Regions from separate parts of the Homo sapiens genome. Here all the other regions are linked to region 1. A link is a loop called in an ENCODE intact Hi-C map of the cell type or tissue named here. Cell type or tissue: PC-9. All regions are shown on one strand. Region 1 overlaps LOC105371777 (a long non-coding RNA gene). Region 2 has its middle 7.4 kb from the start of KRTAP4-12. Region 3 holds the start of KRTAP4-8 (keratin associated protein 4-8). Region 4 holds the start of KRTAP4-6 (keratin associated protein 4-6). Region 5 holds the start of KRTAP2-1 (keratin associated protein 2-1).

Region 1 (5,000 bases):
TGTAAGTGGGTTACTTAACACAGACTACATTTAGATATTTAGTGCTAAGAAGAGACTTCTTCTTCTCCTTTTCCTTTTTTTTTTTTTTTTTTTTAAACAGGGCCTCCCTCATTCTGTCACCCAGGCTGGAGGGCAGGGGCATGATCTCAGCTCACTGCAGCCTCAACCTTGCAGGCTCAAGCCATCTTCCCACCTCACCCTCCCAAGTAGCTATGACTACAGACACACACCATCATGCCTGGCTAATTTTTGTATTTTTTGTAGAGACAGGGTTTCGCCATGTTGCCTAGGCTGGTCTTGAACTCCTGGGCTCAAGTGACCCACCCACCTTGGCTTCCCAAAGTGCTGGGATTACAGGCATGAGCCACCACACTCGGCCTAGCTTAGAGATTTTGAATAGTTTACTTTGTGTGAAATAATATAGCGTGCCATTTCTTTGGGATAAAATAACATATTTCTAAGCATACCCTTCATGGACATGAAGCAATTTGTACCATAGTTTCACATATACCTATTTGGTCTTGCACAACAGAAAACAGATAGTAAATAATATCATTATTTATAATGGTAAATTTAAAAATTTATAAATGTGCATTTAAATTTCTCATTTAAATAATGGTTTTATTTTCTGGGTATGCTGTACATATTGGTGGCCCCAATGCATCCATGCCTCCAGCAGTCAGGCCTTTCTCTACTGCCTCCCACATTGACGCTGGGCTTGGTCATGAGACTTGATTTGGCCAATGGAACATCAACAAGCTTGACACAAGCAGAGGCTTACTAAATGCTTTCACATTGGGAGTTATTCTCTTGGAATGCCCTATAGGCAGCCAGCTACCATGTGAGAAGTTCAATTACCCTGAGACACCATACTGTGAGGAAGTCTAAGCTAGCCTCTTGGAGAGCCCACACCAAGGAAAGCTGAGGAATCCAGGCAACAGCCATAACTGAAGCTCCAGGCAACAGCTGTAACTGAGGCTCCAGGCATATGACTGAGTCAAGCCATTCCAGCCAGTTTCCAGCCATTCAAGACAATGCCACTGCCCCCAGGCATCACAGAGCAGAGACAGGCCATCCCTGCTATTCTGAATCCAAAATTCTGTCCCACAAAATAATTGTGAACAAATACAATGGTGGTTGTTTTAAGCCAGTGAGTTTTGGGGTCATTTTTCATGCCGCAATAGGCAAGTGAAACAGAGTATTTTAAACAGAAGACTCTGTTATTTGCTCAGTGACAATAGCTGATTTAAGGCGAACTAGTTCATTTGCATCCCACCAAACTTTTGACCAGCATACTAGTCATTTTAACACTGACATGGACCTCTAATGAAAGTCCTGGTCTAATAACAATAGATGACATCAAAACTTTCAAGAGAAAAGCAAAGGTCTACCCTCTTCAGAGATGGTAAAGAGTAAAGCCATTGCACATGATGTTCACAGCTCTCCTCTCTGCTCCTTCCCAAGTGGGACCAAGCAGTGTAGCTCCAACCTGAAGTCAGGGCATCCCCTGCTCCTCACTTAAGCATGCTGGGATGCCCAAGGAAATTCTTTTTCTTCTCGTTGAGTTTCAATTCCTTTTGACTCTCTTTTAGTTCCTCATTCCAGGGACATTAACAATTTCTCTACAAATATTTATGCCTCCAATACCACACAAACCAACAGTTTCACTGAAAGGAGATCTCTTTTCAACATAGTTAAGCAATGTTCTCCCTCACCAAGAAACTATAAGTCATTTACAAATTAAGGTGATCATAATTATTACGTAGCTTCTAGTCATAATATTTAAAAGTCATTAAGAGTATAATTCATTTATTCTAGCCATGATTATTCACAATGCTATACTCTAAATGCTATACTTTTCTACAGCTTTTAATCAATAAATACTTTTCAGATTTTTGGTGTTTACATATCACCTGAAGTATTTTGTTGGTTATTTCCCTATGGTAACAACATTGGTTTTCCGAATGACTATAGGCCTACTTTCATTCCCATGTGTGACTCATTCCCATCTCATCTATTCTATTACAACATCTACGTGTCACCATCTCTCTGAAGAGAGTTAGAGAGTTTCTAAAATATACTGGAGGTGAGATCATGCAAAAAGGAAAAGACAGTGCTTCTCACATACCTAACGATCTGATGATCTAATCATACTCAGAAGTTTTACCTTGAACTTTGTGTGTGTGTGTAACTATTTCAGTACATGGGTTGTCCTACTCACCCAAACTTCCCATTGAAATTTAAATGGGAATTCATCTAATAAAATTATGAGTCATCTAATAGAAACTACAAGTCAATTTTTGCTAATTCCATGGTATGCATACGCAGCATAGCATGTATGCATTGACATACACACACATGTACCAGAAGTTTTTTAAATAACAACTATCCTTGACTGAGCTTTACATTCACAATCTCATTTAACATTTATCAAAACCTTGTGGCATATCATTATCTTTATTTTATGATTGGGGAAACTGAGGCTCAAATGGACTGCATTAACTTGCCTGTGGTCATACAGCTATAAAATGGTGGAAACAGAATTTGTACCCAGTATATTTACTCTTTGTGCCACACAAGTCAAAAGTGCTTGCTAGAGAGTTATGTAAAATCTGAATATGGGCAACACATTTTGATGAGCCCTTGCTGATGGCTTTTATCTAAGGTAAGAGCCCAGGTATGAGAAATCTGGATTTTCTATTTGAAAATCAGAACTCATATTTTTCAGAGGCAATTGGTAGTTTGACATCATTTACCTGGATCTTGTTCTGACAAGATCCATGAGTCAGAAATAGACACTCAGGACCAGAGGACAGGTTTTTATAACCAAAAGCTACCTTCTCATTAATCAAACCTCAAAGCATCCACTGCTTTCATACAGAGGTGTGTTCTTAACTTGTTTTAGCCTAAAACGAATCAGCATCAGGGACGATGATTGCTTCCCTGAGAGAGTTTAGCAAGTTCCAAACCTGGAGGACCTCAGACCCCAACCTGTCCAGTTAGACTCCACACTCACTCCTGTTTTCTATCAAAATTTTCTTTCCCCACACACTCACAGAATATGATAGGACAAGAAAGACAAAGACAGGGTAGTAATAATGGACAGGCCACAGATACACCCAATACCATCAACAGTCATCAGCTGAGAATATTTTATCCAGAGATTCATCACAAAAAAAATATTGTGAAAATGTTCATGTATCATCCCCAGCACCCTAGGAAGCAGTAGTTTCAGGTCACCACCCAGTCCCAAGCCTTATATGTCAGTGCTTCCGAAATCTTAATGTGCATACTTATCATATGGGGATCTTGTTAAAATGCAGATTCTGATCTAATTGTTCTGGGTTGAGGCCCAAGATTTTGGACATCTAACAAGCTCCCAGAGGATGCTAAGGCTGCTGATCCACGAGTCGCAAGATTATGGGTGATTTTGATCAATTAGCAATTCGATGCATTCCCCACAGTGAGTGTCGTGTCTATAAACCAGTCTCAATAGGTCCTCTATCAACTGAACAGGATAAACAACACAGCAGGAAAGGTGGCATCGTTAGAATCCCACTAGCACAGTCTTGCTCCAAGCAAGCTAAACCTGCAAGAGCACTAAGTCAGGCCTGGAAGGAAGATGTTTCTTAGGTTCTCACCAAGAACAGAAGACAGAATGAAGTCTAGAAATTAAGATCGATCACTTTGTCCCAAATTTTTCCTGGACTCCATGCGTAGTAAAAGCTATGAGAGGTTCACAAATCAGATTCACAGGAGAGGATGGAAAACACTTGTCCAGGATTGTCTATTGTGTTAGCTAACTAGCACTAAAAAATATACGTCTATATTTATGTATAAGTGAGTATTCACTTATAAAAATCTTTCTAAATTCTCTTCAAGGGCCATTTCTTTCTTCAGTGAACCAAATGATGGCTGAAGTTTTAAGAATAAAAACAACAGCCAGACGCAGTGGCTCATGCCTGTAATCCCAGCACTTTGGGAGGCCGAGGCGGGTGGATCACGAGGTCAGGAGATGGAGACCATCCAGGCTAACCCGGTGAAACCCCGTCTCTACTAAAAATACAAAAAATTAGCCAGGCATGGTGGCGGGTGCCTGTAGTCCCAGCTATTCGGGAGGCTGAGGCAGGAGAGTGGCGTGAACCCGGGAGGCGGAGCTTGCAGTGAGCCGAGATTGCGCCACTGCACTCCAGCCTGGGCGACAGAGAGAGACTCCATCTGAAAAAAAAAAAATAATAAAAAAAAATAAACAACAATAACTCTAACTGTGAAATTGCGTCCTATTCCATACTAAATTAAATCAGCTTAGACAGGCTGCTTTCATTTGTGTTATGGATGTCATTATTCTTTGTTTTCAAGAAATTTGTATTGGAATGAATGGAGTTGGAATAAAGAACCAGTGAAGAAGTGGTCATTAAATACCTGCTTCCTGCCTACTGCGGTGTGAGTCACTATTAGGAAGACAAAATAAGGAAGCTAGAACTTTAGGGAAGGAAATTACAATATACAAAAGAGTCCCTTTGCCCAACTGCAATTCCTGTCACCCATAATCATGGTAAATAATCCTAATAATTATTACCCTTGCTTGTATCATGATAAGGAAATTGATTTGAACTGGGAAACAGAAAACATGTCTCTTCAGTAAAGCTCTTTCCACCCTCCCACACTCAACAAAAGCTTCATAAAGCCACCCGTAACTCTTATGCCCCGTTCCACCGAGTCAACTCCTGTGACTGGCCTCACACCCTTCTCAAGTATCCAAGGCCTTCCCCGGTATGGTCTCAGCTTGTTTTTCCAGAGGGCGGCCGTCATTACCTGAATGGCAGGTTTGCTACGCAAGCGCCTTAATGTGGGGCTTTGTAGACATCACACCTGGGCCGTCATTAGTGTCGTCTGAAAATAATAATCAGCCAGCAGACCAAAGAAGGGCATTCCAAGAAAATTCACTACTACCAGTGTTTGGGGAAACCAGGGAATATCTAATTTACGTATTTATAGTT
Region 2 (5,000 bases), 220 kb before region 1:
CTCAGTCAGCTACATTGCCAGAAGTTCTTTATTTTCAGAGACCCAAGGAGATGAAAGATTTCCTGTGTTAGAAATATTTTTAAAGGGTTTTTATAGTAGATGCTCCTATGAAGTAAATTTTATTATATACTTCAGCATTTCCTCCAAAAGACCCAAACTCCTCACTCTTATTATACTAAGAATTGTTAAATTAAGTTTAGCCTAAAGCTGCCTCTTTACATATTTTAGGCTTGGCATAAACGTTTCTCCATGCATAGTAAACTGTAACCTAACTGGATATGTAAACAAACTGTAACCTACCTTTCCAACAAGTATCCAAGTCCACGGCAGCCCAGTTCTGGTCAATCACAGGGGCCAACTGTTTAAACCATGTTCAACTAAAGCAAACGTTGAGCTCTAACGAGCCCAGCTATTTCTGTCCCTCACTTTGGTTTTCTGTACATCACTTTCCTTTTCCTTTTTTTTTTCTTTTTTTCTTTTTTTTAGATTAGGGCTACTTTTAATAATTGAGGTATGTGATCATAACTCAATTCTTCATCTTAATCTTCAGATATTTAGTAGAACATCATATGGTCTCAGTTGCAACTACTCAAATCACTTTCCTTTTTCTATCCATAAATGTTATTTAACCAAATGGAAGCCAAGGAGTTGCTCCGAACTTGTGCTTGTCTGGGAGCTTCCCAATTCATGAATTATTCTTTGATGAATTAAAATCTGTTAAATTTAATTTGCCTAAATGTTTCTTTTAACACGCCAAAGAAAAAATACTTTTTCAATCCTAATTCGTTTTATTTTTAAACTTTTTTCATTTTTGAAAACATTTCAAACTTACAGAATAGTTATAAGAGTAAAGAATTCCTTATGCCATATAGTCTTCACCTAGATTCAACATTTGGCCACATTTGATTTCTCTCTCTCTCTAGAGAGATGACATGGATAGAGATAGACTTATGTCCTAAGACTAAGGACATTTTCATGTATAACCACAGTAAAGATATCAATTAAACTGAATGTTGATGCAATATTATTACCTAATATACATGCTATATCCAAATGTTGCCATTTTTCCAATATATCCTATAAAGCAATTTTTATCCATGTTCATACATTGCATTTAGCTATCATATCTCCTTACTTTATTTAGACCTGAAATACTTGCTCAGACTGTCTTTATATTAGATGGTGCTAATATTTTTGAAGATAGCAGACCAGTCGTTATGTGGAGTATTTCTTAGTCTGAGGTTATCTGATGTTTCCTCATGCTTATATTCAGGTTTTGCATTTTAACAGAAATATTGCATAAGTAATGTGTCCTTTCAGTGTGTGACTTCAGGAGACACATGCTAGTTTGACCATTATTAATGCTGCTAACTTTGATCCTGTGATGAAGGGTATGTTCTCAAGTTTCTTCACAGTAAAGTTAACATTTTCCCTTTGAAATTAATAAACAGTTATTGGGAAAATATTTTGAAGTGTGCAAATATCCTGCTCCCCATTAAACTTCCACCCAATAGTTATAGCATTCATTGATGATATTCACTTGATCAAGTTTTATTATAATGGCTGTAAATGGTGATTTGAAACTCCTTTATTCCTTCTACATTTACTCATTGACATTCTACTGTCATGGATAACTTTCTCATCTTCCTTTTTTTAACTTCTCCATTTAATTCATATCAATATGGACTCATCAATCCTTAATTTTATTTGATGGGTTGTAATCTATTACTGCCAATATTCATTTTGGTGCCCAAGTCCCATATTAGGCCAGTGAAAGTTTATTCAGAGTAGCTCCAAATGCCTTTTCATATTTTAAAACAATGAGTCATTGTTAACAGTTTCAAATTGAATAAAGGAAATGATACCTGGTGCATACTTTGAAGAAGTCTAGAGAGTCCACTATCTAATGAGCATTTATGACTCACAAATAGGATATGTCTTCCTCATTGCTCACCGGTAACTAACTCAGAAAGATGAGCTTGTTTCTTTTTATTTCCCTACTCTAATTCTGCTTCTCTTTGACATCAAAAGAGATCTTGGCATCATGAGAACAATTTGCCCAAACAGGATCATGGCGTGATGCACAGATCACAGGTACATACCGGACTGAATCCATGTGATGGGCCATCTTGAGAAGACACAGTAGACAAAGAAATAGGCAAGATAATTCTGTGAGAAAGTCCAGATTGGAAAATCTTAACACACTAGGAAAGGGAAATAATATTTTCCTACATCTTAAAATATTTAACCAGAAAAACGTAATGATCTAATTTCGTGTATAGTGTATAGGTGTGTTTTAAACTTCCCTCTACTCTCTAGATGTGAGAATTTGAGTCTCTGGAAAAAAGTGACAGCAGACTGATCAACAGGAGAAAAGGCATACAAATTTATTACATGCATGTGCAGAGCCTCACAAACTATAAGACTTGAAGAAGGGCCAATGATTGAAGTTTGTATAGCATCAGAATAGGGTCTTGGGGATTCTTAGGGGAGGTGTCCACAAGCTATGGGAAGGTGAGGGAAAGAAATGTATGGTGAACAAAGGCTGTCTTGCTATGTAGGTAAAGTCTTTCAGGCAAAGCCGCTCTGGGGTGATGTCAACATTTAGCCTCTTTTCCTGTTATATATCTTTCCTGGATGTCTTCAGGCAGATACGGGAACCTCAGAGAAAACCTCTGCTTATAGCTGCTGTTCCCCACAATTCCCCAATCAAGGTACCAAAGAATCATATTTTGGGGTTTTGTTTTCTGAGCCCCAACATCTCCATAAGAAAATAAAGTAGGAAATGATCCCGGACATGGTCACAGCTGCTTCAGCAGAGCACAAAAAAGGACAGGTGGCAAAGGGACTTTCAAATTTACTAAGCTCACTCTCTTACTAATATGTATATTTAGAATTGTTATATCTTCTTGCTGAATTGATCCCTTTATTATTATATAATGACCTCCTTTCTCTGTTTTTACTGTTGTTGATTTTAAGTTTGTTTTATCTGTTATAAGTATAGCTACCCCTTCTGGAAAAATAAGCTCATAATGGTCAAAATTGAGACATAATGTTATAAAAGCCTTGAATTTTAAAGAAAAACATAATAATTATTTAAAGAAAAGTAATCATTTGAACATCCAGGCAAAATGTCCATGTCAACCAGAAGGAAATAAAACGAGCTTGTTTTCACACATTTTGATGAAAATGTCAGAAGATAATAGAGTAATGCTCAAGGAAAGAAAATGTGAGGCAAAGATTTTAAATTCAGCCAAACTGAACTTCAGGTATAAAGGCCACAAACAAACTATTATAAACATGAAAAAACTCAGTGAATATTCTCCACCATGGGTGGATCCTGAAGAATTTATTAACAAGTGAACTTCATAAAATCAGATGACTAAAGATACTGGAAGGACATCTACATGAGGTCTGGATCGATATATATCCTTTGGAACTAAGAACAGAATGAACGATAAGCCTAAGAGAGGAAGTGTGATAACTAACAGCTATGTACTGACAATGTTGATACAGCACAACTACCAAAACAGGAAGGAAAAGGAGAGCAAATATATAAAGTAGAAGTTTGCTGATTGCCTTATAGATATTAACCAGGAATTCAAATCTCATGCTCAGGGAGTGAGGAATAAAGAGGTAACCAGATAATTTCAATATTTCTGTAAGCAGAGAATCAACTGACAGTAGCTAAAAAATAGAGCTCATGAGGTATATAAAGGTAACCGTTAGTACAAAATACAAACATTCCTAAATACCAAAAGGCATACTGAGAAAGAGAGAGAATTTAAAAGGTGAAAGATTAGAATTTTAAAAGTGAAAGACAGAGAGATAGAAAGATAAAGAGACAGGCAAGAGAAATATTTAACAAATATAGAAGATAACTTATTATATATCATTATTATATATAAGTATAATAAAAATGACATAATTAAATTTAAGCATATTGATTATATCCATACATATAATAGGCTCAACTGACTTTAAAAAAAGATTTTCAGATTGGCTTATGAAAAGGAAAGCTCAGCATTATGCTGTCTATAAAGAGACACAAGTGAATCAACAAGCATCAGAAGGTTAAAAGTGAAAAGGTAAAGACAGAGATACATATATGAAAATGCAAATGGAAGAAAGCAGGGGCTACAATTCTTCTATCCCACAAGTTAGACTTACACAAAAAGCATTACAGAAGACAAAGTAGGAAAAAGTATTATGCTAAAGGCTACAATCAACACATAAATATAGAGATAAAACTTCACATACAGAAGCTACAGTTAATATAAGAATAAAAATAAGACAAGCCAATAATCAAATACTCTAATCCACTATGGAATTAATGAGAGAAACTGTGGAGAAAAATTAATAAGAATATTATTTTATGTTTTTGTTTGCTTTGTCGAAGATCAGTTGGCTGTAAGTATTTGAGTTTATTTCTGGGTTCTCTATTCTGTTCCATTGATCCATGTGCCTATTTTTATGCCAGTACCACACTGTTTTGGTGACTATGGCCTTAGAATGTAGTTTGAAATCAGATAGTGTGATGCCTCCAGATTTGTTCTTTTTGCTTAGTCTTGCTTTGGTTATGTGGGCTCTTTTTTGGTCCCATATGAATTTTAGAATTGTTTTTTCCAACTCTGTGAAGAATGATGGTGGTATTTTGATGGGGATGGCATTGAATTTGTAGACTGCTTTTGGCAGTATGATCATTTTCACAATATTGATTCTACTCATCCATGAGCATTGGATGTGTTTCCATTTGTTTCTATCGTCTATGATTTCTTTCAACAGTGTTTTGTAGTTTTCCTTGTAAAGGTCTTTTGTCTCCTTTGTTAAGTATATTCCTAAGTATTTTTTTTTTTTTTTGCAGCTATTGTTAAAGGGGTTGAGTTCTTGATTTGATTCTCCGTTTGGTCGCTGTTGGTGTATAGAAGAGCTGGTGATTTGTGTACATTAATCTTATATCTGGAAATTTTGCTGAATTCTTTCATCAGTTCTAGGAGCTT
Region 3 (5,000 bases), 190 kb before region 1:
CAGCAGCAGCGCAAGTCTCATCTAAACCCACTTGAGCCACAACTGGAGCAGCAAAGGGGCACTGTGCTAGAATGTGGAGAGTACCAAACCCTTTCTGACCTTAAGATTCTCTCATTTGGAGCCTGTGATGGGAGGGACAGCTTCAAAGATCTTTGAAATGCCTTCAGAGCCATTCTCCCACTGATTTGATGAACAGCACCTAGCTTCCTTCTATTCATATCAATCCTTGTAACAAAGCATTACTTGGCCACAATCTTGCATGCTTTTTCATTCTTTATATGGTCAGTCTCCACATTTTCCACATCTTTATGTTCTGTTTCCCTTTTAATTATGAATTCCACCTTTAAATCATTTCTTTCCTCTTGCATTTTACTATGTGCAGTTCAAAGATGCCATGCAGCCCCAGTGCTTCCAGTCTGTGTGCTGCCAGCCCACCCAACTGCTGTCACCCCAGCTGTTGTCAGACCACCTGCTGCAGAACCACCTCCTGCTCCCACAGCTGCTCTGTGTCCAGCTGCTGCAGACCCCAGTGCTGCCATTCCGTGTGCTGCCAGCCCACCTGCTGCCGCCCCAGCTGCTGTCAGACCACCTGCTGCAGGACGACCTGCTGCCACCCCAGCTGCTGTGTGTCCAGCTGCTGCAGACCCCAGTGCTGCCATTCCGTGTGCTTCCAGCCCACCTGCTGCCACCCCAGCTGCTGCATCTCCAGCAGCTGCTGCCCCTCTTGCTGTGAATCGAGCTGCTGCTGCCCCTGCTGCTGCCTGCGTCCAGTCTGTGGTCGAGTCTCCTGCCACGTCACTTGCTATCACCCAACCTGTGTCATCTCCACCTGCCCCCACCCCTTGTGCTGTGCCTCCCCTCCCCTTCCCCTCCCCTTCCCTTCCCCACCCGTTCCCCTCCCTTTCTTCCTTTCCCTTGCCCTCCCCTCCCCTCCCCGCCCTTCCCCTCCCCTCCTCTCCCCAGTGTTAATCCCCTCCCCTTCCCCTTCCCCTTCTCTCCCTTCACTTTCCCCTCCCCTCCCCTCCCCTCCCCTCCCCTCCCCTCATTTCCCCAGTGTTAATCCCAAGAGCATGCTTCAATAAACCTCCTGCATATTGCTCTCCATCTCAGTGTCTGCTTCCTGGGGAACCCAGCCTGTCCCCCAAAACAATTTGAAATTCATGATAGCTAATTTGAGAGCTCAAATGACTGACTGAAATGTACTTTTAATATTTTAGTTCCTGAAAGAAATAAGAATGTAAACATAATAGCAGAAAACATACTTAACAGAATCTGTAGAAAAAATTATGAATTTTATATAAATCAAATTTATTATTTTCTAAGGATTTTTATATCATTTATACACAAATATATGCTCTTTAAACATTTAGACAATACAAAAGAATGCAACCAAAGGTAAGTTTCCCATCACGGTCTTTGCCAATCCCATTCAATACCTAATGTTACAAATTGAGATACATCCTCATTAAATGCATGCATAACACATGTATGTATTTATTTGAAAACTTGGCTTTCGTTGCACATCTCTTGTTCTGACATTTATTCAAACGTTATTTTATGTCCTTCAGGAAATATTAACACTTTCCTTCACATAGGCTTGGCAGATTTATTTACATATTTTTCTATTTACTCTTGAGAATTGTGAGCACATTGTTCTTTTTTAAAATTATTCTTAAAGTCCTAGGGTACATGTGCACAATGTGCAGGTTTGTTACATATGTATACATGTGCCATGTTGGTGTGCTGCACCCATTAACTCGTCATTTACATTAGGTGTTTCTCCTAATGCTATCCCTCCCTCCTCCCCCCACCCCACGACAGGCCCCAGTGTGATTTTTCTCCATTAAATTTTAGAGACAATTATTGCTAGTGTATAAAAAGTCTATAGATTAGTATAAGTTCATATTTTATCTGATCTCATGATTCATACTAATACCCAGCTGACTCTCCAGGATTTTGTAGGTGTGCAATCATGGTGGCCAAGTGCCTCCAGCCTCAGGCCTGTCCCCGGGGTTCATCCCCAGATGCCCACAGTGGGGGTCCTACCATTAACACAAACACTGTTGGGATTTTCTACCTTTTCTGTCTTACTTTCGCCATTTCCTCACTTGTGCTTCCTGGGATCATCCCCCAAATAAATTATGTGCACCCAGGTATTTTTCTCAAGGTTTGCATTGGGTAGAATTTAAGTTAAGACAACAGATGATCAACAAACATTTTTGGCTGACTGATACGAAACTGGAAATAATAGTTATTTCAATCGACAAGAGTAAAACGAGGGAGTCAGGAGGTGAAGGAGAACCAGTGCTACCATCTGGCGTTTACTTCCTTCCTGTCTTTTTACTGTGTGAATATAGGCATGCACGTTCAACACTGTATTCCTGGTTATCTATAAACAAGTCTCATTCTATAAATTGAATCTTAACTTCCACAACTTTCCACATATGTTATTTATCAGATGACATGTTACCTACCACGTAAATTAGTTTAGTCTTCCTGAAATGAAATTATGATCTCTTTGTTTGGAATGTTTTCCTCTCTTTTATCCAGAAGTCAAAAGATATATACATTTTTAAAGGACCTTACATGCCTCTATGTCATCAAAAGCCTTCCTTCACTCAACAAACATTTACCACCAGTGTTCTCTGTGCTGAGTATCATGGTAACAAGAATAAATGCCATAGCCCATGCCTTCAGGGTATTTGCATTGCACGTGGTGGAATGACAGAAGTAAATGACTATGATACAGGAGAATGTAACAAATTATGAGCACAAGGCAGGAAATCATGATACATGAATGGGGTAGCTTAGCAGGAAAGATATTATTGAGGAGGAAATATTTTAACTGGGTCTTGACACATGAGTAGGAGTTTGCAGAGTGGACAAAAAAAGATGAAACATTCCAAGAAGATGAAGCAGTTTCAGCAAGCTTAGCAAATTGTATTCTTTAGGGCTTTCTTGGCTACACTAAGACATATTAGGCTTACTTTCTCTTTAACCTTGGACAAGTTGTTTGTTTGTTTTAAGTTTTTAATGCTTCTTTTGAGTATTCCCCTAAAAGACTAATAAGAATATAAACTAGTTCATAAGGTTGTATTAAAGTGTGAAAATGAAACAAATGTAAGATATTTGGTACAATGCCTGCTACATAGTCAATACTTCACAAGTAATATACATACCATGAGGGTGTATGGAACTTATCCACATATTATACATTTTTTATTTTAGTTGTTTAATGAAAATAATTGTAATTCTTTTCATTTCTGCCAAACTGTTTCCTATCCATGTGTCTTATGCAAGTACCTGCAAGAAAAAGATGAGGGTTTATCTGTTCTACACCCAGAGTACCCAATAGAACATCTTGGATGCATGTTATTGAAGGCTTAATAATTCTAAATATTCTTCATATATAACAAATGCTTTTGTAAATGAAAAATGCATCACGCAATTTTGATGATCAAAGATTAATCAGGCTGGGTGTTGGGGGCTCACGCCTGCAATCCCAACACTTTGGGAAGCAAAGGCGGGTGGATCATGAGGTCAAGAGATCAATACCATCTTGGCCAACATGGTGAAACCCTGTCTCTACTAAAAATACAAAAGTAAGCTGGGTGTGGTGGCACACACCTGTAGTCCCAGCTACTCGGAAGGCTGAGGAAAAGGAACTGCTTGAACCCAGGAGGTGGAAGTTGCAGTGAGCCGAGATCATGCCACTGTACTCCAGCCTGGTGACAGAGGGAGACTCCGTCAGAAAAAAAAAAAAAAAAAAAGATAAATCAAAACTTCCTACTCTTAATGCCTATACTGTAAGAAATACAGCAAAATGTGTTTTTACCCTTTAAAGGCAGTGAGTCATGGGTAAGTACTTTTGCTGGAGGCTGTGGAATAAGATCTGACAAAGAGTTTAGAACTTGTTGGGATCTGACCATCTGCCCGACCATCCGAGATGCACACACGGGATCAGAGTCATCCTCATTACAGATGGGAGATCCTTCCACAAATGAGTCCTTCCTTCTAATTCCTTCCCAACATTTCACCTGACCAGGACGTTCTTTGACAATGAAAGATACATTCACATTATAAAAATCGTCCCCCATTATTTGCAGACAGCAATCTACAGGTAGGAGGGAGAGTCATATTTAAAAACAAAATGTCAGAGAGTCCTGTGACCAGTGCTTTGTAAAAGACACTGCATAGACCAGGGACAAAGGTGACCCCCACCAAGGAAGAAATATGACAAGCATTTCCAATGGAAACACAGGAGCACAGCAGGAAAAGGAAATGAGTTATTTTCTCTGTTTTGGAGTATTTAACTAGAAACACACAATGATGTAATTACATGATTAATTTTTTCAGTAGGTAAATAATAACAAGGAAATAATGACGTGGTGACAACGGGCCTTCAGGCGGGTATAAAGGGGCTATGGACCCAGGAAACTTCCAAACTCAAGAACTTTACTCTCTTGGAAACCCAAATAGATCCTTCACCCTCTGACACCATGGTCAACTCCTGTTGTGGCTCCGTGTGCTCTGACCAAGGCTGTGGCCAAGACCTCTGCCAGGAGACCTGCTGCTGCCCCAGCTGCTGTCAGACCACCTGCTGCAGGACCACCTGCTACCGCCCCAGCTACAGTGTGTCCTGCTGCTGCAGACCCCAGTGCTGCCAGTCTGTGTGCTGCCAGCCCACCTGCTGTCGCCCCAGCTGCTGTGTGTCCAGCTGCTGCAAGCCCCAGTGCTGCCAGTCTGTGTGCTGCCAGCCCACCTGCTGCCACCCTAGCTGCTGCATCTCCAGCTGCTGCCGCCCCAGCTGCTGTGTGTCCAGCTGCTGCAAGCCCCAGTGCTGCCAGTCTGTGTGCTGCCAGCCCAACTGCTGCCGCCCCAGCTGCAGCATCTCCAGCTGCTGCCGCCCCTCTTGCTGTGAATCCAGCTGCTGCCGCCCCTGCTGCTGCCTGCGTCCAGTCTGTGGCCGAGTCTCCTGCCACACCACTTGCTATCGCCCA
Region 4 (5,000 bases), 230 kb before region 1:
CCTCAAGATGTTGTATAAGCTTCTGTACCTTATTGAGGGGTTGAGTTTTCATTCTGAAGGCTCTTGGGTATACTTGTTAGATAAATGTGTATGCCTTTTCTCCTACTAATCAATCCGCCTCAAGTCAGTGATTTTTCAGTGAGGAAAATCCTTCCTCCATTGCACTTCTGTGGTGCCTTATTTACACATGGGCTCTATCATCTCATTCTCCATTGGAAATTCATGTGTCTATCAGCTCCTTCTAGAATACAAACTCCACTAGGGCAGAGATCTCCAGGTTCCTCAGGCCCCACATAAGTTCACAAGAGACATCCCTTCATTCCCAGGAAGAGAAAATATTGTGAAGGTAATTTGTTCTTTCCTTGAATAATTGCTTTTCCCTGAATGTCCACGGCACTAAAGAAGACCCTTTATTTAGAACCATGATCATGTGAGGATTTTATTTAAAAACTCTTTATGGGCCGGGCACAGTGGCTCTCTCCTATAATCCCAGCACTTTGGGAGGCCAAGGTGGGTGGATCACCTGAGGTCAGGAGTTTGAAATCAGCCTGGACAACATGGTGAAACCCCATCTCTACTAAAAATACAAAATTAGACGGGCGTGGTGACACATGGCTGTAATCCCAGCTACTTGGGAGGCTGAGGCGGAAGAATTACTTGAACCTGGAAAGCAGAGGTTGCAGTGAGCTGAGATGGTGCCACTGCACTCCAGCCTGGGCAATAAGAGTGAAACTCCATCTCAAAAAATAAATACATAAATAAATAAAATAAAAACTTGTTATGAATGCAATTTCTGTGTAAATGTAACTGGACCCAGGTTCAGCTGCTTGCTGCTGGAAAGCCAACACATAAGAGGCAAGGGCTGGTGAAAGGAAAGTTAGTTCTAGTTGGAGAGCCAGTAAACCAGAGGATAACCTTGCTTTGTGTGAGGCCAAGAAAGATATTGGAGAAAAATGGCATTTGAACTAACTGGTAATGAATAACTAGAAGAATGCTAAGTGAAGGAAATAAAAACATTTCACCCCAAGATATATCTCACTGACATCCTTTAGCTAGTGAACTAGCATTCTAAAGTGCCATCTTAAATTTTAAAATTTGCCATAGGGTTTTGAAAGGGAAACTTGGCATGGGAGACATGCAGGGGTGGTGCAGGGTGCTGAGTCTGCATGTCTTGTTCCAATGGCTATCTTGGGTGTCCAGAGGTTTGGGAGGCATTATTTTGACTTCAGCCCAATGGTGGTGGATTAATTGTTCAAGATTCCCCCTAAGTGAGAGGATTCCTCAGGGCTCTGTGCCTGGTTTGTTTCAAGATTAGCCTCTGGAATTTCTTAAGCAAGAATATAATTAGATAAGATATTAGATAGTATTGCCAGAAGGGAGTGTGCAGAGGGAAGGAATGAAGAGGTGAGAGGGGAGGAAAGGAAGAGAAAGTGGGTGATTTTTAAAATTGAGGTCCACAGTTACATAAGTACCTGTAAGTTAAAGAATATATCTTTTATATTCCTCTCAATGCTTCTTAAAAAATCTTAGAAATAAGTGATACTAAAAAAAAACCCTGCTAGATGTTTTAGCTCAAAATGTATGAAAAAGATTTTAACAAAATGTCAATAAAGCATAACCATTACACATTTGATATTTCAAAAGGCAGATCAAAAACTATGATCCACATTACTCTACTTCAGCCTGTAGGACACTTTTGAAGACAGACGCAGCTCAAGCCCAGATGATGCTTTGTTCCTTAGAAACAGTGAGTCACTACTAACTGTTTCAAGGTGCACCAGAGTGATGAGAATTAACACAGCTTGCAATGACCTAGGAATTTAGTTAGCTCAATGGCCACCCAGAATACATACAATGAATCATAAGCTTCCTTATTTCTCACACTCAAAAACAGGAGCATATTTTCTTTTTTTCCTGTCAGCATTCCAGCTGATTGACACATGCATTTCTCCACTAGAGATCTTAGCCCAATCAGAAGCTCTCCCAAAACGATATCATGATGAGAAACAGACAAGTGACAGTGGCCCTCCCATGTCACATGATACCCAGAGACTGAAGTCATGTGACACTGAAACCAAGGAAAGGAAAACAAGAGGTGACTCATGTGGGAACACCAGGGTGAGAAAAGGGAAATAATCATTTTCTATATATTGGGATTTTTTACTAGAAAAACACAATATAATTTAGTAATTGCATTTGTGTCATATAAACAAAAACAAGGAAACAATCTTCTCATAATCACAAAGGCTCCTCAGCTGGGTATAAAAGGGGACATGCAGCAAGGAGACTCCCAAACTCACGAAACTCACTCTCTTGGAAACCCACCCAGAACCTTTACCCTCTGACACCATGGTCAGCTCCTGTTGTGGTTCCGTCTGCTCTGACCAGGGCTGTGGCCTGGAGACCTGCTGCCGCCCCAGCTGCTGTCAGACCACCTGCTGCAGGACCACCTGCTGCCGCCCCAGCTGCTGTGTGTCCAGCTGCTGCAGACCCCAGTGCTGCCAGTCTGTGTGCTGCCAGCCCACCTGCTGCCGTCCCAGCTGCTGTCCCAGCTGCTGTCAGACCACCTGCTGCAGGACCACCTGCTGCCGCCCTAGCTGCTGTGTATCCAGCTGCTGCAGACCCCAGTGCTGCCAGTCTGTGTGCTGCCAGCCCACTTGCTGCCGTCCCAGCTGCAGCATCTCCAGCTGCTGTCGCCCCAGCTGCTGTGTGTCCAGGTGCTGCAGGTCCCAGTGCTGCCAGTCTGTGTGCTGCCAGCCAACCTGCTGCCGTCCCAGCTGCTGCATCTCCAGCTGCTGCCGCCCCTCTTGCTGTGAATCCAGCTGCTGCCGCCCGTGCTGCTGCCGCCCCTGCTGCTGCCTGCGTCCAGTCTGTGGCCGAGTCTCCTGCCACACCACTTGCTATCGCCCAACCTGTGTCATTTCCACCTGCCCCCGTCCCTTGTGCTGTGCCTCCTCTTGCTGCTGAGCTCCTTGCCTGAAACTATCTCCTCCCCTTCAGCTCACTCCTCACAGAAGCAGACCTTGTGCATCTCATAAACAACTCAGAAGAGGCCATTCCCACCAACTGTGTTTCCATATCCTGGACATATATCTAGGATATATGTCCTGGCTATACATCTAGAATATATGTTCCCCATGTTGACCCAAGTGTGAAATTAGATATTATTTACAGAAAGAAATTAATAGAATTTACCAAATTTTATACCTTATATTTGTATTTATGGATACCAAGTTCTTCTGTCCCAAACATGGAAATTCTTGCAGGGTAACTCGGGGCAAGGTTGTCTCACTCTCAGATTTGAAAGTCTGATTGTTTCACCCTGTATTTCCTTTTACAGCAATGTTTCTGTATCTTATTTTTGCTGCTTCTGAATAAAACTCCACTTTTGTCGCATAGAAATACAATGTTCTTTTTGTGTTGCTTTGTAATGATTGTCCTTAGTTCCTGAGAAATTCCACCCAAAACACAACTGAACGAATCCTATTCTTGCTCTCACCTTCAAGAAAATTGCAACATGTAATGACCTAAAAAAAAGGCAATACATGGATGTTTCCAAAAGTATTGAAAAAAATAAAGATTTTAAGTTAAGTTTTTTTATGAATATGGAGAAGGGTTATATCCCACAGCTAAATTTTCTTAAATATTTTTGAAAGTGTATCTTTCCCTACAATCTCACTCCTCTCTTATTTGCTTTATTTTTCCGTTTCCCTCCTCCACCCATGGCCCCCGATCCTGTCATCTTGTTCTGCCCTTATCTCTTTTATCCCATTCTTGTAAAACCAGAGGCTACTCTTTAAGGTTTATCCATCTCTCGTGTAATTCAATTTATCACACTCTCAGCTGCTTTAATTTCATCTCCATCCATTAACAACAAAATAATTACCTTTAGGGAAAATCAATCTTCTGAGAAGTTGGGGAATTGCAGAAAATGTAAAATACTCAAATTTTAGTATTTTTCCTACCTTAATGACTTTTCTGTGGTGTGTATTTAATAGCATGGTCTTGGGGCACATGGTCTTGGTCAATAAATTCTACAAAAATGAATTTTCATAGAGAAATATGGGGACTTAGAAGAAACCAACTAACGGAATAGTTTGGTTCTTAGTTAAACCCAGAATATGGCCTATAAACTCCATCCTAGGGGGAAAATGGTGAAAATAAATTTTATGTCAATTCAAGCTAGTAAAAGCAGGAGAAACATTTAGAAAGTTCTGTACTAAATACATATTCTAGGAGTTAAAGGTCCAGTAAATAATGTAGTGGTATTGAATCATGAATCTTTAACTTCCATAGGTTCTACTACATGAACGAACAATAATTTAGACTGTGTAGGGGCATTATTCCTTCACACCACTTACAGCACACAACTCCTAATGGGTCAGAGAAAGTAGGTGAAAATTAAATGAACCTCCAGTTGGTCTCAGCATATGAAATGGGACTTTGAATGCCGTGGGACTGAATGTGGCTTCCTGGTCATAGGGAATAAGTGTCTGAGAATAAGACATCTATGCCCTGAGCTGTGGGACACTCCATCACTTGTAAGTTGAAAACAAAGCAACAGAAACCACAGGAGACTGGAAAGGAATCACCAGAGAAGTAAGACAACAACTAGCAGAGTGCAAGGTCCAAAATCCCGATGAAGGAAAGAGTGGTCACTTGAAAAAGTAAAGGACACTCACAGGTAGGAATTGAACAATGAGAACACTTGGACACAGGGCAGGGAACATCACACACAGGGTGGGGAACATCACACACCAGGGCCTGTTGGGGGGTGGGGGGCTGGGGGAGAGATAGTATTAGGAGAAATACCTAATGTAAATGATGAGTTGATGGGTGCAGCAAACCAACATGGCACATGTATACCTATGTAACAAGCTTGCACGTTGTGCACATGTACCCTAGAACATAAAGTATAATTAAAAAAATTAAAAAACAGAATTCCACTTCCAGTTGTGACAAAGTAACTGATAGAAGATTCAACCTCTCAGTAGGAATGA
Region 5 (5,000 bases), 130 kb before region 1:
AAACTTAAAGTTTAGAATTTAGAAAGTACCAATGTAACATGACCTTTTGCTATATATACATATGGTATACATATAGTAAATATATATAGTATATGTAAAATACATATAGTAAAATATATATACATATTTGTATATATACATATATACTATATATAGTAAAATATATCTAGTATATCTGTATATATAAATATATAATATATTATATTATATATTTTACTATATATAATATATTATATATATTTTACTATATATAATATATTATATATTTACTATATATAATATATTATATATATTTTACTATACATAATATATTATATATTTACTATATATAATATATTATATATATTTTACTATATATAATATATTATATATTTTACTATATATAATATATTATATATTTTACTATATATATAATATATTATATATATTTTAATATATATATAATATATTATATATATTTTACTATATATAATATATTATATATTTTACTATATATAATATATTATATATATTTTACTATATATAATATATTATATATATTTTACTATATATAATATATTATATATATTTTACTATATATAATATATTATATATATTTTACTATATATATAATATATTATATATATTTTACTATATATAATATGTTATATATATTTTACTATATATATAATATATTATATATATTTTACTATATATAATATATTATATATATTTTACTATATATATTATATTATATATATTTTACTATATATATAATATATTATATATATTTTACTATATATGTAATATATTATATATATTTTACTATATATGTAATATATATGTACCATATTATCGGGGAACCTGCCCCGATAATCACGTATGTTCTTTTCTATTTTCCTAAGCATCGGCTGGCTTGAGAAATAAAGGGACAGAGAACAAAAGAGAGAAACTTTAAAGCTGGGTGTCCGGGGGAGACATCACATTTTGGTAGGATCCGTGATGCCCCACAAGCCACAAAAACCAGCAAGTTTTTATTAGGGAGTTTCAAAAGGGGAGAGAGTATACGAATAGGTGTGAGTGACAGACATCAAGTACTTAACAGGGTAATGCAATATCACAAGGCAAGTGGAGGCAGGGCGAGATCAGAGGACCACAGGACCGAGGTGAAATTAAAATTGCTAATGAAGTTTTGGGCACCACTGTCATTGATAACATCTTATCAGGAGACAGGGTTTTGAGATCAACCGGTCTGACCAAAAGTTATTAGGTGGGAATTTCCTCTTCCTAATAAGCCTGGGAGCGCTATGGGAGACTGGAGTTTATTTCACCTCTGCAATCTCGACCATAAGAGACAGGTACACCCCGGGGGGGCCAGTTCAGAGACCTACCCCTAGGTGCGCATTCTCTTTCTCAGGGACGTTCCACGCTGAGAAAAAGAATTCAGCGATGTTTCTCCCATTTGCTTTTGAAAGAAGAGAAATATGGCTCTGTTCTGCCCGGCTCACCAGCGGTCAGAGTTTAAGATTATCTCTCTTATTCCCTGAACAATTGCTGTTATTCTGTTCTTTTTTCAGGGTGCCCACATTTCATATTGCTCAAACAGACATGCTGTACAATTTTTGTAGTTAATGCAATTATTACAGGGTCCTGGAATGATATACATCCTCCTCAACTGACAGGATTAAGAGATTAAAGTAAAGACAGGCATAGGAAATCACAAGGGTATTGATTGGGGAAGTGATAAGTGTCCATGAAATCTTTACAATTTATGTTTAGAGATTTCAGTAAAGACAGGCATAAGAAATTACAAAAGTATTAATTTGAGGAACTAATAAATGTCCATAAAATCTTCACAATCCACGTTCTTCTGTCATGGCTTCAGTCAGTCCCTCCGTTTGGGGTTCCTGACTTCCCGCAACACCATATACATATATAGTATACATACATATATACTGTATACATATATACTATACATATTTTACTATATATGTAATACATATGTATATATACATATATACTATATATATTTTACTATATATATAGTAAAAGGTCATGTTACTATATATGTGTATATATGTGTGTATATATATATTTACTATATATATATATATTTAACAAATACAAGACACTAAGTGCCAGACATTGTTTGTTCTTAGCACTTGACAAATATTAGCTCATGTAATCCTTACAATTCTGATATGAACTATTATTATGGCCCAAGGACACACAGCCAGTAAGTGGCAGAGCTTTAAATGAGCATTGTCCAGTTTCAGAATAAGTGGGGTCAGAAAATAGGATGTGACTTGCCACCAAGTGTCAAACCGCAGAGCTGTCTGTGCTCTTACAACTCTGAGGCATGAATAACTGAAGCATGACCCATATTTTCTCTGCCTGAAAACGAAGTTTGGCTATGGGGTGTGGATAAGTGTCTTAGAGTGAATAAACACTAGAAAGGTTACTGAGTGATGCACAGATTATCTTTTTGGACCTTTATAAAGGGGAGACAGATCCTTATAAAGGGGAGAGACAGATCTTTATAAAGGGGAGAGACAGATCTCTTTAGAATGACCTTGGGTTTGAAGTTTCTGCAGTAGAGAAATGAGTCTTGTTAATGTGATGATTTAAGTCTTCCAAAGAGGCTCCCATTGCATAAAATGTGATTATCATGAAGACTCCACAGCAGCATGAAAATAAATTATGAGATAATATGTCTCGAAAAGAGCAGAATATACAACTTTTTACCTAGTTACCTCTGGTTACCACTTTGAAAAACAAAAATCCCACGTCCGTAAACAAAGAAAAGAATGTAAAACAGGAGAGTCAAAGGTCTCTAGCGATGAGATTGTGCCTGATATCTCCCTCTTCTGTTTCCCTAATTGTGACTACCGGGTCCAGTCAATTTACATTCCTCTTAAAGTTTTGAAATTATGCTTGAAATTCCATTTGGGGAGCTTTAGATGTCCGGCCCCAAGGCACATTCTTTCAAATAAAGAAAATGATCCCGAAGTGATTCAAAACCCTGTCTGGTGACTAACAGGAGGAGTAAAGCTGGAAAGTAATGGGACTGTTTCCCCCATGTAGTTCCTGAACTGCCCCTGGCAACACTTCCTGAAGAAGCGCATCCATCACGCTTTTAGCAGTGCCACAGCAGAACACTGGGCAGCCTCCCAATGCGTCTACCCCTGAACAGTGTTCTGGATATGTGTGCAATGTTGGTTGAAAACCCCTTTCTTGTCACTTGCTAATCAGAGCACCTATGTCAAAGTATATATGCATATTTCTTTTTTGAGATGGAGTCTCACTCTGTAGCCCAAGCTGGAGTGCAATGGCATGATCTCGGCTCACTGCAACCTCCGCCTTTGGGGCTCAAGTGATTCTCGTTCCCCAGCCTCCGGCACAGCTGGGACTACAGGCACTGCCACCACACCCAGCTAATTTTTTGTATTTTATTAGAGTTGAGGTTTCACCATGTTGCCCAGGGTGGTCTTGAACTCCTGAGCTCAGGTGATCCACCTGCCTTGGCCTCCCCAGGTGTTGGGATTACAGGCATGAGCCACTGCGCCCGGCCAACAAGGTATATTCAGAAAAATTTCCCATTACAGAATTCTTCATTACATGCACAAGAAAGGCAACGCTAAAAAATGACATGTTTCAGAGATAAAAATCAGCATCTTATGACAGAAAGACCAGAGTTGCACAGAACCTGAACTAGAGAAAAGAAAACATGCAAGGCAGTCTTGGAGGTTTTATTCCAACACTTAGTGGTTTGCAAAAATTTTTGTCTGTCCTGTACAACTCTATGAGCTGCTATCCTATTCAAGGCCTATGTATCCCACTATATCAAGTGATAATCAAACGTATTCCCAAGCAGACTACGTGGGAGGGCTTGTCTAACACTCGTGTGATTCACGTTTCACATGTAGGTGCTTCCAAGGACTTGAGTCCCCTATTGGGGTCAGGATAGGCTCTACTCAATGTTCTATGTACTTCTCTATGTTTTTAATTTCTTTTAAAAACTGAAGTTTTTTTAGACCGTTTTGTCCAGATTTGATCCAGTGTTATCTACTCAAAATAAGCATCAAGAGCTACTATCACCTCAAATGACGATGAGTTCTTAGATTTTCACCCAATGTGAGTACATCCATACTTAGAGATAAAACAAGAGCTCTTTAGTGAGATAATGAGTGTGTCACAAGCAACCATTAGTCAAAACAAAATTCTACTTAATTGGCCAAAAGGTAAACGAAAAGGGTCACCTGCACCCGGCCAGGGTATATAAAGGGCCCAGAGGGGGAGGAGGACATTCACACCTGAGAACATCCAGCTCCTCTCCACAGCCCAACCCACACCAGCCTCAGACACCACCATGACCGGCTCCTGCTGCGGCTCCACCTTCTCCTCCCTGAGCTACGGGGGAGGCTGCTGCCAGCCCTGCTGCTGCCGCGACCCCTGCTGCTGCCGCCCCGTGACCTGCCAGACCACCGTGTGCCGCCCCGTGACCTGCGTGCCCCGCTGCACGCGCCCCATCTGCGAGCCCTGCCGCCGCCCGGTGTGCTGCGACCCCTGCTCCCTGCAGGAAGGCTGCTGCCGCCCCATCACCTGCTGCCCCTCGTCGTGCACGGCTGTGGTGTGCAGGCCCTGCTGCTGGGCCACCACCTGCTGCCAGCCTGTGTCTGTGCAGTCCCCCTGCTGCCGGCCCCCCTGCGGCCAGCCGACCCCTTGCAGCACCACCTGCAGGACCTCCTCCTGCTGAGCCACCACCTGCTGCCAGCCTGTGTCTGTGCAGTCCCCCTGCGGCCAGCCGACCCCTTGCAGCACCACCTGCAGGACCTCCTCCTGCTGAGCAGTGCACTGACTGCCCGGAACGCGTAACTCACCTTCTGAAAAAGTCACACTCCCATTTCTCTACTTTAACAAACCTCCTGCCCTGAGCCCACAAAACCCCACATCAACCAAGCAGGGAACCGAGCACTGGGCTCATCTATTAAGACCTGGGCCATTCTGAAGTCTGTAAAAGA

The links. Hi-C counts contacts between places; a loop is a spot of excess contacts. Peaks named below come from ENCODE experiments on the same cell type or tissue, not always from the same donor. Only the 100,000 strongest peaks of a DNase experiment are listed, where the experiment ranks them.
Region 2: it touches region 1 in a loop (18-fold over the local background); 4 of 110 quality-filtered maps call a loop at or near these places.
Region 3: a loop joins it to region 1, with 19 times the contacts of the local background. A loop is called at or near these places in 2 of 110 quality-filtered maps.
Region 4: it touches region 1 in a loop (19-fold over the local background); 4 of 110 quality-filtered maps call a loop at or near these places.
Region 5: a loop joins it to region 1, with 10 times the contacts of the local background. A loop is called at or near these places in 6 of 110 quality-filtered maps.

What each region holds. Positions count from the first base shown.
Region 1 is chr17:40,912,475-40,917,474 of GRCh38, reverse strand. The region is part of intron 1 of LOC105371777 (a long non-coding RNA gene); the gene reads right to left. Among named protein-coding and RNA genes, the nearest start is that of KRT23, 23 kb to the left of the region's middle. In PC-9, no CTCF peak of the experiment used is centred here; DNase peaks (open chromatin) are centred at 1,594 and 2,104; H3K27ac peaks cover 4,766 bases.
Region 2 is chr17:41,129,116-41,134,115 of GRCh38, reverse strand. No RefSeq gene overlaps it. Among named protein-coding and RNA genes, the nearest start is that of KRTAP4-12, 7.4 kb to the right of the region's middle. In PC-9, no CTCF peak of the experiment used is centred here; a DNase peak (open chromatin) is centred at 1,905; H3K27ac peaks cover 3,097 bases.
Region 3 is chr17:41,097,584-41,102,583 of GRCh38, reverse strand. KRTAP4-8 (keratin associated protein 4-8) reads left to right here and starts at 4,442. Exons shown (of 1, transcript NM_031960.3): 1 at 4,442-5,000. The coding sequence starts at 4,500. KRTAP4-16 (keratin associated protein 4-16) reads left to right here and starts at 375. Exons shown (of 1, transcript NM_001396067.1): 1 at 375-1,082. The coding sequence starts at 375. The coding sequence ends at 1,082. In PC-9, no CTCF peak of the experiment used is centred here; a DNase peak (open chromatin) is centred at 2,699; H3K27ac peaks cover 1,838 bases.
Region 4 is chr17:41,137,837-41,142,836 of GRCh38, reverse strand. It overlaps KRTAP4-6 (keratin associated protein 4-6), which reads left to right and starts at 2,293. Exons shown (of 1, transcript NM_030976.2): 1 at 2,293-3,404. The coding sequence starts at 2,350. The coding sequence ends at 2,967. RefSeq lists an enhancer at 2,649-3,161. In PC-9, no CTCF peak of the experiment used is centred here; a DNase peak (open chromatin) is centred at 1,886; H3K27ac peaks cover 2,438 bases.
Region 5 is chr17:41,046,616-41,051,615 of GRCh38, reverse strand. KRTAP2-1 (keratin associated protein 2-1) reads left to right here and starts at 4,300. Exons shown (of 1, transcript NM_001123387.1): 1 at 4,300-5,000. The coding sequence starts at 4,349. The coding sequence ends at 4,735. In PC-9, no CTCF peak of the experiment used is centred here; DNase peaks (open chromatin) are centred at 2,325 and 2,925; H3K4me3 peaks cover 708 bases; H3K27ac peaks cover 3,002 bases.